Regions from separate parts of the Homo sapiens genome. Here region 1 is linked to region 2. The links are chromatin contacts, found by Hi-C or POLR2A ChIA-PET in ENCODE. All regions are on one chromosome and are shown on one strand. The core of a region is the stretch at or near the end of the contact, and the rest is flanking DNA. Distances in the headings are between cores, read along the strand shown.

Region 1 (5,692 bases), core at 1,395-3,894, 260 kb before region 2:
ACTGCCAAAAGGAAAAACCAAACCAAACCGGAATCTGATCAAGTTTCTAGACCCAAGTGTTAACTTACAGGACATGTGGAAGACAGAGAAACATGTTAAACTACACTATGAGGACGCAATCAGCAAAGTCTAGATTGAAACTCAACAAGACAAGTGACCCAATTTCCTACAAATACACTAAAAGGGGGAAAAAAAAGAAATGGAAGGGAACTTATAAATTCAATGAGATTTAAAGGTCATATCAACCAATTGTAAACAGTTGGTTTGCAAATTCCAAAACAATTATAATAATTATGGGACAATTTGAACTTTGAAAACTGACTGAATATTCAATTATATTAAAGAATTATTTAAATTTTGGGTGTAATAATGGTATCATGATTATGTTAAAAGTCATTTCTCGGTGCAGCGCACCAGCATGGCACATGTATACATATGTAACTAACCTGCACATTGTGCACATGTACCCTAAAACTTAAAGTATAATAATAATAAAAAAAGTCATTTCTCATCTTTGAGAGATATGTTCTCAAGTATATATGAATAAAATGATATGAGCCTAAAATTTGTTTCAAAATAACATGGGAGAGAGAAAGGAGTTGGAGATACAGGTGAACAACACTGGCCAAGAGATGGGTATATGGGATTCACTGTGCTGCTCTGTTCACTTCTGTGTATGTTTGCAGTTTTCCATAATAACAATTCCTTTTAAATTCTATTTTTAAATTGTGCTTTATGTTTTCAAACACTATTTTTTACACAATTGATTTCTGTGTATTGATCTGTATTTAGTAATCTTGCTGAATTCTTTTGTCTTTTAATGTCTTGTCTGTAGAGTCCCTTGAATTTTCCATATAAGTAATAATATAGTCTGGAAATAATACCAGTGTCATTTTCCTCCTTCCTATCCTTTCATCTTTCCTTTTTTTGGTTTCTTTACCGTTCTGGCTAGCATTGCTAGTACAATGTTGAATAGAATCACTGATAGAGGACATCCTTGTCCTAGTCCTGTCTCTAAAGAGAATGCTTCTTGGCCAGGCGCAGTGCCGCATGCCTGTAATCCCAGCACTTTGGGAGGCCCAGGAGGGTGGATCACCTGGGGTCAGGAGTTCGAGACCAGCCTGACTAACATGGTGAAGCTCCATCTCTACTAAATACAAAAAATTAGCCAGGTGCGGTGGTGAGCAACTGTAATCCCAGCTACTTGGGAGGCTGAGGCAGAAGAATTGCTTGAACCTGGGAGGCAGAGGTTGCAGTGAGCCGAGATCGTGCCGTTGCACTCCAGTCTGGGCGACAAGAGCAAAACTGTGTCTCAAAAAAGAAAAAAAAAGAATGCTTCTCAAGTTCTACCATTCAAGTATTCAAGTGTGATGTTTACTATAGGTTTTTCATGGATACTCTTTGTCAAAATCAAGAAGCCCTCTTCTATTCTTAGTCTGATAAGTTTTAATTGGGAATGGGTGAATTTTATTTTTTTCCTTTTGCATCTATTGAGATGACCCTAAGGCTTTTCCCCACTAACCTCTTAGTGTGGATTATAAATATATTTTCATATGTTAGACCCTCTTTGAATTCTTGTGATAAACCAAATTCAGTTGTGTGTATTGTTAATACTTTTAAAAATATAAGCTTAAGAATTTGATTGGTTAATAGTTTATTTAGGAGTTTTGTATGTTTGATCATAAGTGAGATTGGTCTATAATTTTCCTTTTTTTATTTTATTTTTTGAGATGGAGTTTCGTTCTTGTTGCCCGGGCTGGAGTGCAATGGTGCTATCTTGGCTCACTGCAACCTCTGCCTCCCGGGTTCAAGCGATTCTCCTGCCTCAGCCTCCTGAGTAGCTGGGATTACAGGCACGTGCCACCACGCCCAGCTAATTTTGTATTTTTAGTAGAGACGGGGTTTCTCCATGTTGGTCAGGCTGGTCTCGAAGTCCCAGCCTCAGGTGATCCGCTCGCCTTGGCCTCCCATAGTGCTGGGATTACCGGCGTGAGTGACCAGGCCCGGCCTATAATTTTCCTTTCTTATGTTGTCCTTATCTCTAGTTTTAGCTGCTTTTGGGTTTTGACAAATTTAGGTCTCTTGTTAGAAATGAGCTTTTCTTCCTGGAAGGTGAAGAGAATTTTCAGAATCAAGGGACGACTGCTGTTCTCTGGGACTCTGGGGGACTTCCCGGGGGACTTCCCCAGTCTGGGCTGTGTAGGAGTAAACCAGAAACATTCTTAAGCGTGCACCACTTCCTACTTCCTCCTCTTCCAATATGAAGGAGAACTTTGAAATACTTCCCAGAGGAAAAATAGAGCAGTACCAGAGTTAGGTCATGTAGGTGCTAAGGACTAGCAGAATATTTTGCACCTAGTACTGCAGGCTGCAGATAGCAGGGCCTGGCAGTGTGCTGTGCCATGACTGTGCAGGCATCATACTGGGCAATGTGGGGAGCAAGGAGCCCCAGACCTTTGCATGGTGCCATCTTCCAGGCTGTAGATTCTGGTGAGTGGCACCACCAGGACTCCTGGGCACACACTTCTGGTCTCCCTGTTTTCTCCACAGTGTTAGGAGGAACTTTTCCAGCACTGGCTACTCCTCACTTCTTTGCACAGGTCAGGCAATCATTACACTTGCTCCTTCTGGAGCTGTTTATTCCTGAAGCTGGAAACTGCCCAAGGAAAAGTCTTCAAAACGAAACTGACCTGAACGGAACTGAACTGAACTAGATAACCACTAACACTGGGCAGACTCCAGTTACCCTGGTTTTAATAATTAGTTGTCATGCACGATTCTCTTGACTTGTAGGCCTCAGGTTTCTTCATCCATAATATAAAAGAACTTCTAGATCACCTCCAAGATTCATGCTGGCTTAAAAAACATACTGCCATAATTTCGTGATGTTTCCCTGACTTTTTACTATTTCCTCTCAGAAACACAGGGATGGCATCACAACTCAAAGATTCAAGGAGCATGGAGTCATAGAAACCTGGGTTCATCTCTCAGCTTCTCCACTTACTGGCTGTGTGCCCCTTGGGCAAGTTACCTAACCTCTTTGAGCCTCATTTTCCTCATCTGTGGAATAGAAACAATGCACTTTGCCTCATAAGGTTATAGTGAGGATAAAATAAGCTCAAAGTACATAAAGCACCTAGCATTACGTCTTGCTTCATAGTAAATGCCAAAAATGGCCAGGCGCGGTGGCTCACGCCTGTAATCCCAACAGTTTGGGAGGCCGACGCGGGCGTAAGCCCGCAAACAGCCTGGCGAAAACCCGTCTCTACTAAAAATACAAAAATTAGCAGGGCGTGGTGGCAGGCGCCTGCAATCCCAGCTACTCGAGAGGTTGAGGCGGCTGACTTGCTTGAACCTGGGAGGCGGAGGTTGCAGTGAGCCATCACGCCACTGCACTCAAGCCTGGGCAACAGAGTAAGACTCTGTCTCCAAAAAAAAAAAAAAAAAAAGTAAATGCCAAAAATTACTTCCCTTTTCTCCACCCCTAAGTGGAAAATTGGCCAAAATAAAACAGTATCAATTAAAAAGTCCAATTGTTTGGGTGGCACTCCAGGGGTTTGCCTGCCTCCCTGCCTTCTCCCCAGGGACTATGCGTGCCTGCTTTTCAGATGTTTAGACCTTCTAGCTCTGCCAGTCTCCATCTCGGGATGGAGTCCATAGGAGGCCCCAGCGTTAGAGACATCACAAGCCACCACAGAGAGGAAAAGAAAAGACTAAAGGAGGCGACACACTCGGAGAAGTGACCCTTCGGGGAGAGCCCGCCTGGGGTCTTGAGCTCACCAGCGAGGAGCTCCTTTTGTAAGGCCGGGACGACCTCGCGCAGCAGAGAGGCGCTAGGCAGAAGCCTCTCCGACGCCGCGGGGACCCGGAGCGGCGCTATTGAAGCCATAAACGCGGCAGGCCCCGAGAGAAGCTGCTCCCAGCGCGCCTGCTGCGGGGCCCCTGCCGCCGCGGAGGCGCAGATGCCGCACTGCTGGACCACTTTGGCCTCCCTCCCCGATTGGCCACACCTTTTTATTCCCTTTAAAAAAACTGCTTGAAGAATCTTTTCATTCATATTTCTCTAGTTGGGGTGTGTGTGTGTGTGTGTGCATGTGTGTCTGTGTATATGTGTCTGTGTGTGTGTCTATGTATGAATGTGTGTGTGTATATGTCTGTGTGTGTGTGTGTGTGTGTGTGTGTGTAGTATTTCTTTAAATCTCTATTTCCCCGGACCTTGCTGTTTTCTCCCGTGGGGGGCGAACCCTCTTTTTGATAGCTGTTAACATCCAGCATTAATCTATGCAGACAGCCTGGGGAGGTCAGCCTCACTGTTGCCCAGCTCTGCGAGCAAGGATGTGGTACTTAACCACTCTGTGCCTCAATTGTCTCATCTGACAAATAGGGATACCAAGGCCTGCTTCTTTACAGGATTAGTATAAAAGTTAAATGAGGCACTTTACAGAAAATGCATAGCCTGGTGCCTGGCACACAGGGAGTGTGAACTGCTGCCTTCTCTTGATGTCTTCATCACAAATGGGTGAACGCAGTCTAGGTTCGTAAATGCCTTCCTTCATGTCAGCCATTACCTCCTACAGGAAGCCCTACCTGATTTCTCTCTATCTGGATCAGATTTCTGCCCCGGTCTGGATCAGTTGTCCTTCCTGTATTCTCTTAGAGCACTGATCACACTCCACTCACTGGAGCTGTCTGCACACATATCTGTTTCCTCCACCAAAGCGGGAGCTGCAGTAAGGAGTGTGTTTTATCCAACCATGAAGGCTATGAAACTTAGTAGGGATCAGCAAGTGTATGCTGAGTGAATAATGGAAGCTTCCATTCATGCAGTCGGTGGTTAAAGACTTAAGACGGCCTGAACCTGGAGGCTGAACCATGGAGCTATCTCAGTGGTAGCACCGTGGATTCTGCTTTTCCCCTTAACAGAAACAGTTCCAATGTCATTGAATCACAGAAAGTGAGAAACAGAGATTGGAAGGTCAATTTTGTTATTTTCAGATCAGGAAGTGGAAGCCTCCAGAGGCCCAGAGGTTTATGGAGTCCTCATGCCATGCCAGAGAACCGTGGCAAAGCAGTGCTCCCATCTTGACCCATTGAGCTCTCACTCACTTGTTGCTGCACTGAGCCAGGGCTCACAAATGGCACAGGGATGGCCTCCTCCCAGGCTGTCACCTGAGGGAGGCTGGGTGGTAGAAGAGATTTATGTAGGACACAGTGAAGGTGGCAGACCAGCCTTCCCCGGAAGTGGGGGTGGGGGATGAGCTTGGGAAGGAGGCCCCGCCCCAGTCCTGGATCTACAGCCTACCACTGTGCAAGCCTGAGCGACTCATAGACGGCCAGAGCATGAGAATGGGATGGGGCCCTAGAGATGATCCATCCCGACCTCCTTGGTTTATGGGAAAGGAGACCAAGGCCCAGAGAAGCAATCCGCCCTTCCCTAAACTACAGACTTAATCAAAGGCACAGCTGGTAAAGGAATCCATGTCTTTTGAATCTGAAACCCAGTTTCCTCGATGAATAGATTTCAGTGTTTCCCAGACATCAGTGGGCATACGAATCACTTGAGGACCTTGTTAACAGGCAGGTCTGGGGTGAGACCCCAGATTCTCTTTTCTAATAAGCTCCCAGGTGCTAGCTAGAATGGGTCTAGATAGGTGGTTCTTACAAAAATCTCTGGTCTAGACTGCACTATGAT
Region 2 (6,022 bases), core at 3,027-5,526:
ATTTATTACTATGCCTATATTATAAAGTTATGTAAATACAATATGTATATATATTCTATTTTTTTCCTAGCAGCTTAAGGGATCTTAACGCTGTACTACCACTTCCTTCCTACTCTGTCCCCTAATTTGGGGATGACCATCTAATTTAGCACAAATTCCAGGAAACAGAGCTCATTCTCCCATGTTTAAGAAGGAGAAAAGTGGCCAGCTGTGGTGGCTCACACCTGTAATCTCAGTACTTTGGGAGGCTGAGGCAGGTGGATCGCTTGAGGTCAGGAGTTCAAGACCAGCCTGGCCAACATGGTGGAACCCCATCTGTACTAAAAATACAAAAATTAGCCTGGCGTAGTGGTGCGTGCCTGTAATTCCAGCTACTTGGGAGGCTGAGGCAGGAGAATTGCTTGAATCCGGGAGGCGGAGGTTGCAGTGAGCCGAGATCGTGCCATTGCACTCCAGCCTGGGTGACAGAGTGAGACTCCATCTCAAAAAAATCAAACAAAAAAAAAAGAGAGAAAAATAAGACTCAAAGAGTTAAAGGAATAGCCCCAAGTCCCACAGCTAGTGGATGACAGTCATGTTCATTCCCCCAGCCTCAGCTGCAGGGGAGCTTATAAGCTCAGTGCAGAGAGGAGCTTATAAGAAATCTGAAGGGCAGCCACAAGTTGTATAGAGCCCCAATTGTCGTGTAAATCATTTAGGAACAAATAGAAACCGACTCTCATCCCCTTTTGCAAATATTAGAACATGCAAGAATAAGTGTTTTAGTGAAGCATCTCAGCTTCATGCAGTTCCTGGGCCTGAAACCTTATACACAGTGAGCTGCAGGTTGATAGCAAACCAGCCCTCTGTGTATACACAGAATAAGTGATGGCTCCATAAAACATGGATTTCTTTAATCTACTGAGGGAGCACCACTGACAAGACACCACGAGGGCACAGCTGTGTTTACTCCAGGGTCACCTAGCATTATTTATAATAAATGCTTTCTCTTTTGCACTGTGAATATGAAGTATGTTACCACAGGACCAGACGCTGTTAATGGTCCTACATGGCTGTGAGCACACCAGCCAGTCTGAGGTTTTATAGCATCCATCACGGGACACCAGGATCCTTATTAAAGAGGCAGCTTTTACAGTGTTTTCCGAGCACCATATTTTCTGGACCCAACCTGCAGGGAGAGTAGCACTTCAGTGAATGATATTGCTCAGCAGGCCTTTACACAGGGTCTGGGGCTATGAATGCGCGGGAAGAAAATCATCAAATGGTATTTATGATGTGCTCTCCTGTGTTGATGTGGTGCTAGGGGCCATATGAGGAAACTTAGAACCTCTTGGCCCTTTTCCCCCAGGAGCTTCCACTGGGAAAGAGAACACCGAGGAACAAGTAAAAATGATGACAAAATCCACCACATACAACCTGGAGTAAAAATGTAATTAACTTTGATTTACAGTGTGTAGTTCAAACTTTGATCAACTCAACCCTTCTGGGCCACCAGAAGTTTTTTTTTTTTTTCTTCATTTTCAGCCTTGTTTAATATCTTATCAATCTGTCTCAGGCTCCTTTTCCTATTTAGGAATCAGAGTTTACCAAATACAATCTTATCTTTCTTTGAGGACCAAGAATTTTTGTGGTGCCAGGTTGATGTCTGTGAATGCTGACTCTCTTTCTAGGGGTGTGGTCCGTGTGCTCTGTGGAAGACTGAGGATAAAATGGGCTGGCTTTGATGTCAAAACCTGGCTCTGCCACTTCACTAGCTGGGTGGCCTGGGACAAAGCACTCCGCCTGTCTAAGCTTCTGAGCCTTAGTGTCCTCATCTGCAGAGTGGAACTAATTATAGTTACTTTGCTAGGTTAGGAGGAGGCTAGGACTAGAGACAGTGAGTGTAAAGTCCTTCAAATAGTCTCTGTTATGTAGGAAGCACTAAATTAATAATAGCTCTTCTTATGTCATAGCAAGACAAGATGGAATAGGTATTGATCTCAGGACACGCCCATAGAAACATAGATTGCTTGTAGGGAATATCCTAGCGCCTGCCCAGATCCTCTCCTCAGCGCCAACCCATCCGTCCCCCAGCAGCAGTAGGTAGAAATATCAAAGGTGGATGGCTCACAGTATCTTATTGCCTGGGCGTTGCTCCAAGCCACCAGGAACCGCCTCACCCAAGGCTGTTCTGTCTCTCAAACCAGATGATGTGGATACAGAGCTTCAGCCCCTTTGCCTCAGTTTGGGGCTATTTTGAAGGGCCATCCCAGTTCCAGAGCTGCCTGTAGGATTGTAGGATTGCCTAAGGCCTCAGATGCAGTTGCATTGCAGGCCAGTGTCTCAGCCAGATCTAGCTTTTTGCACCAGAGAGAGCTCCCCAATAAACCTGTGGCCCCCAATCCTGTCAGGGTCTGTTTGAAGAGAATTCAATCTAGGATCTTGCTTAAAAGTAAACTGTTGATTTAAGTTTCTCTTGAGATTTGAATATTTCTCTCAAAAGTGATACGCAGAAAATGTGAAGTGAATGTGTCTTCTGGTTATTTAGGCTTCAGCTGATTGTGTTGGATTCCTATTGTTGCGATAACATGTTATCATAAATTCAGTGGCTTAAAATAGCACAAATTTCTTACGATTCTCTAGTTCATAAATCTAAAATGGTACTCACTGGGCTAAAAACAAAGATTTCGGCAGGGCTGTGCTCCATTTTGAAGGCTGTAGGGGCAGTCTGTTTCCTGGTCCCTTCCAGCTTTTTGAGGCTGTCTGCATTCCTTGGCTGATGGCCTTCTTCTCCCATGTTCAAAGCCAGCAACAGCAGGCCCGGTTCTCCATCACATCACTCTTTCTCTTCCGCCTCACTCTTACACTTGTAAACCAAAAATAAAATTCAAAGGCCCTGCCCACAACCATGTGAATGGACTCCCTTCTCAGTCAGGGCACCCTAAAAATCTAACCTGAAGGACCAGTTCAGGCCATGAAGGGAAGCAGGGGTTGGACATACCTCATTAGACCCCTCCAGCATTAACATCAACACAGACCTTAAGTCTGATAAGAAATTTACTTTGCTCTCTAAAGCCTGCTACTTGGAGGCTTTATCTGCATGATAAAACCTAGGTCTCTGCAACCCCTATGGTAACTCAGACATTCTTTTCTACAGATAACAGATCTTTCAACCAATTGCCAGTGAGAATCTGTTTAAATCTACCTGTTACCTGGAAGCCCTCCCCACCTTTGTGTTGTCCTGCCCTTCCAGATGGAGCTAATGTAGATCTCACATGTATTGATTGATGTATTATGTCTCCCTAAAATGTATAAAAGCAAGCTGTACTCCAACCACCTTGAGCACACGTCGTCAGGACCTCCTGAAGTTGTGTCGCAGGTGTATCCTTAACCTTGGCAAAATAAACTCTCTCTTTTTTTTTGAGACAAAGTCTCGCTCCGTTGCCAGGCTGGAGTGCAGTGGCGCAATCTCGGCTCACTGCGACCTCCACCTCCCAGGTTCAAGTGATTCTCCTGCCTCAGCCTCCTGAGTATCTAGGACTACAGGCACATGCCACCACGCCCAGCTAATTTTTGTATTTTTAGTAGAGACGGGGTTTCTCCATGTTGGCCAAGATGGTCTCGATCTCTTGACCTCGTGATCCGCCCGCCTCAGCCTCCCAAAGCACTGGGATTACAGGCGTGAGCCACCGTGCCCGGCTGGCAAAATAAACTTTCTAAATTGATTGAGGCTTGTCTCAGATACTTTTTGGTTTACACACTTTCAGGACCCTGTGATAACATTGGGCCCACCTAGATAATCCAGGATATGTTCTCTATTCTCAGGTCAGCTAATCAGTTACCTAAATTCCATTTGCAACTTTAATTCCCCCTTGCCATGTAACATAGCATGGGTATAGGTTCCTGGGATTAGGATGTGGGGATCTTTGGTTGGGGGGTGGGCAGTGTTCTGCCTACCACACTAATCAAAGTTTTGCTATTTAACTGATAAGACAAATGGGAACCAGACCAAAGTAAGCAAAGATGGACTTACTTGGATAATTACAACATGTATATATTTTGTCATGTGGGATATTTCAGGACTGTGAACATCTGGAGAGCACAGCATGATGGGGGCGGGGGGTGCTTTGGGAGGAAGTGGGAGGCAGCGTAGGCAAAACTGAAAGTGACAAGAACTTTAACCAAAGTTATGTTACTGCAAAAAGTAGAAGAGCTGTGCTGTAAGTAAATCAGCAAGGAAGGGTTTAAGTAGGGTCTAATGTAGTGATGAAGCCCAGCTACAGTGTCTTTGGGCTGGGTTAACTACCCTGACTCATCAAGTGTTGGCGACTGAAAAAGGTTGTGGAAGGATGATCTCGTGTGTATTGATTACCCAATGGCTGGCCACATAAAAATGGACAACTTTTGTTAAAAGGCTGTCTGGGCTCAGATACAGCTGCAGGTTTTTAGCAACTGGAAGGCATTTAAGTTAAGCTCAGGGTAGTTGCAAGAATGGAAGTTGCTGACTTCCTATCAAAAAAGCTGCCTATTCTGATTTGTCTCTTCAGAGCCCCAAATAGTCTCTCTAGCCCTAAGCCAGCAATGGCTTAAGGCTCCACATTGCAGAATGGAGAGGTGGGTTGAGGTGCATGTGTGTGAGCGTCTCTGTTTAGGCAGGGTCCTTTCCCGCAGTGAAACCTTTTGCTCATGTTTACAATTCACTGAATAAAAGTTTAAGAGTCTAGGAACATACAATTCAAAAGGACTTGATGACCTCATCAATTTCTCCTGCCTTAGTAGAGCTGAGTGTCTGGGGCTTCCAGGCAAGTTACTTGTGAATATGTGTAAGGAAATTTAAGGTATGTTTTAAATAAACATACCAGAGCTTATGCATCCCACATGAGGCTCTCCTTCAAAGCAATCTCCCTGGAAGATGAATTACTTATTCCAAAGATGCTGTTAAAAACACTCTGGATCGTTTCTTTTTCGACACTGAAGTGAATGGAGTATCTTGATGAGGACAAATATTTATCCTTTAAAGGTGGATTTGATTTTTAACAGCTAAAATTCATTTAGATCAAAGTCCGGGGAATAAGGTGCATGATCAAGTTAAGTAATACCATTTTAGATTAAAAGATGAGGATGATAAAATTGAGACTCATTTTCTCGTGAGGATTGTGTATGGTTCTGAAGGCCAAAGAGCCTGAACAATGGCAGTATTGATGGGGTAAGCTGGCACTTTTCAAAGAGATTTCTTTAAAAGACAACACGTTTGAAAGCAGCAATTTTTGGAATCTATTTTTTTAAGCCTATTGCCTCAGAGAGACACTGTAGAATAGTGATTAGAAGCATAGGCTCTCAAAGCAGTTCTGGAATCTAAGCTCAGCATCACCATATATAATATCAACTGTGTGACTCCAAGCAAGTCACTTAACTTGTGTAAGCTTCATTTTCTTTTTTCTTTTATTTTCTTTTATTTTTTTTTTTTGAGATGGAATCTCACTCTGTCACCCAGGCTGGAGTGCAGTGGCACTGTCACAGCTCACTGCAACCTCCACCTACCAGGTTCAAGTGATTCTCCTGCCTCAACTTCCAGAGTAGCTAGGACTACAAGCATGTGCCACCATGCCCAGCTAATTTTTGTATTTTTAGTAGAGATGGGGTTTCAACATATTGGCCAGGATGGTCTTGAACTCCTGACCTCAAGTGATCTGCCTGCCTCGGCCTCCCAAACTGCTGGGATTACAGGCGTGAGCCACTGTGCCTGGCGAGCTTCATTTTCTTCATCTGAAAGGGAGGATTATAATATTAACTACTGGCTGGGCATGGTGGCTCACGCCTGTAATCCCAACACTTTGGGATGCTGAGGTGGGCGGATCACCTGAGGTCAGGAGTTCAAGAACAGCCTGGCCAACGTGGTGAAACCCTGTCTCTACTAAAAATACCAAAAAATTAGCTGGGTGTGGTGGCGCACGCCTGTAGTCCCAGCTACTAGGGAGGCTGAGGCATGAGAATCACTTGAACCCGAGAGGCGGAGGTTGTGGTGTGCCGAGATCGCACCACT

Evidence for each region. Hi-C counts contacts between places; a loop is a spot of excess contacts on that map. ChIA-PET counts read pairs that join two places held with the same protein, here RNA polymerase II (POLR2A). Pooled maps may share reads with other maps.
Region 1: a loop to region 2 is called in a pooled map, with 1.9 times the contacts of the local background. The contact joins two enhancer-like sites. A Hi-C loop is called at or near these places in 2 of 50 pooled maps. POLR2A ChIA-PET finds 5 or more read pairs at or near these places in 3 of 52 experiments (B cell, WTC11 and activated T-cell).

What each region holds. Positions count from the first base shown.
Region 1 is chr2:202,169,605-202,175,296 of GRCh38, reverse strand. All of the region lies in intron 15 of KIAA2012, which reads right to left. Among named protein-coding and RNA genes, the nearest start is that of KIAA2012-AS1, 55 kb to the right of the region's middle. RefSeq lists enhancers at 2,117-2,326, 3,579-4,397. Within about 2 kb of position 2,644, at least 2 of the 41 ENCODE cell types and tissues checked have a DNase peak (open chromatin) inside an H3K27ac peak, as active enhancers do.
Region 2 is chr2:201,908,330-201,914,351 of GRCh38, reverse strand. No RefSeq gene overlaps it. Among named protein-coding and RNA genes, the nearest start is that of CDK15, 100 kb to the right of the region's middle. Within about 2 kb of position 4,276, at least 3 of the 41 ENCODE cell types and tissues checked have a DNase peak (open chromatin) inside an H3K27ac peak, as active enhancers do.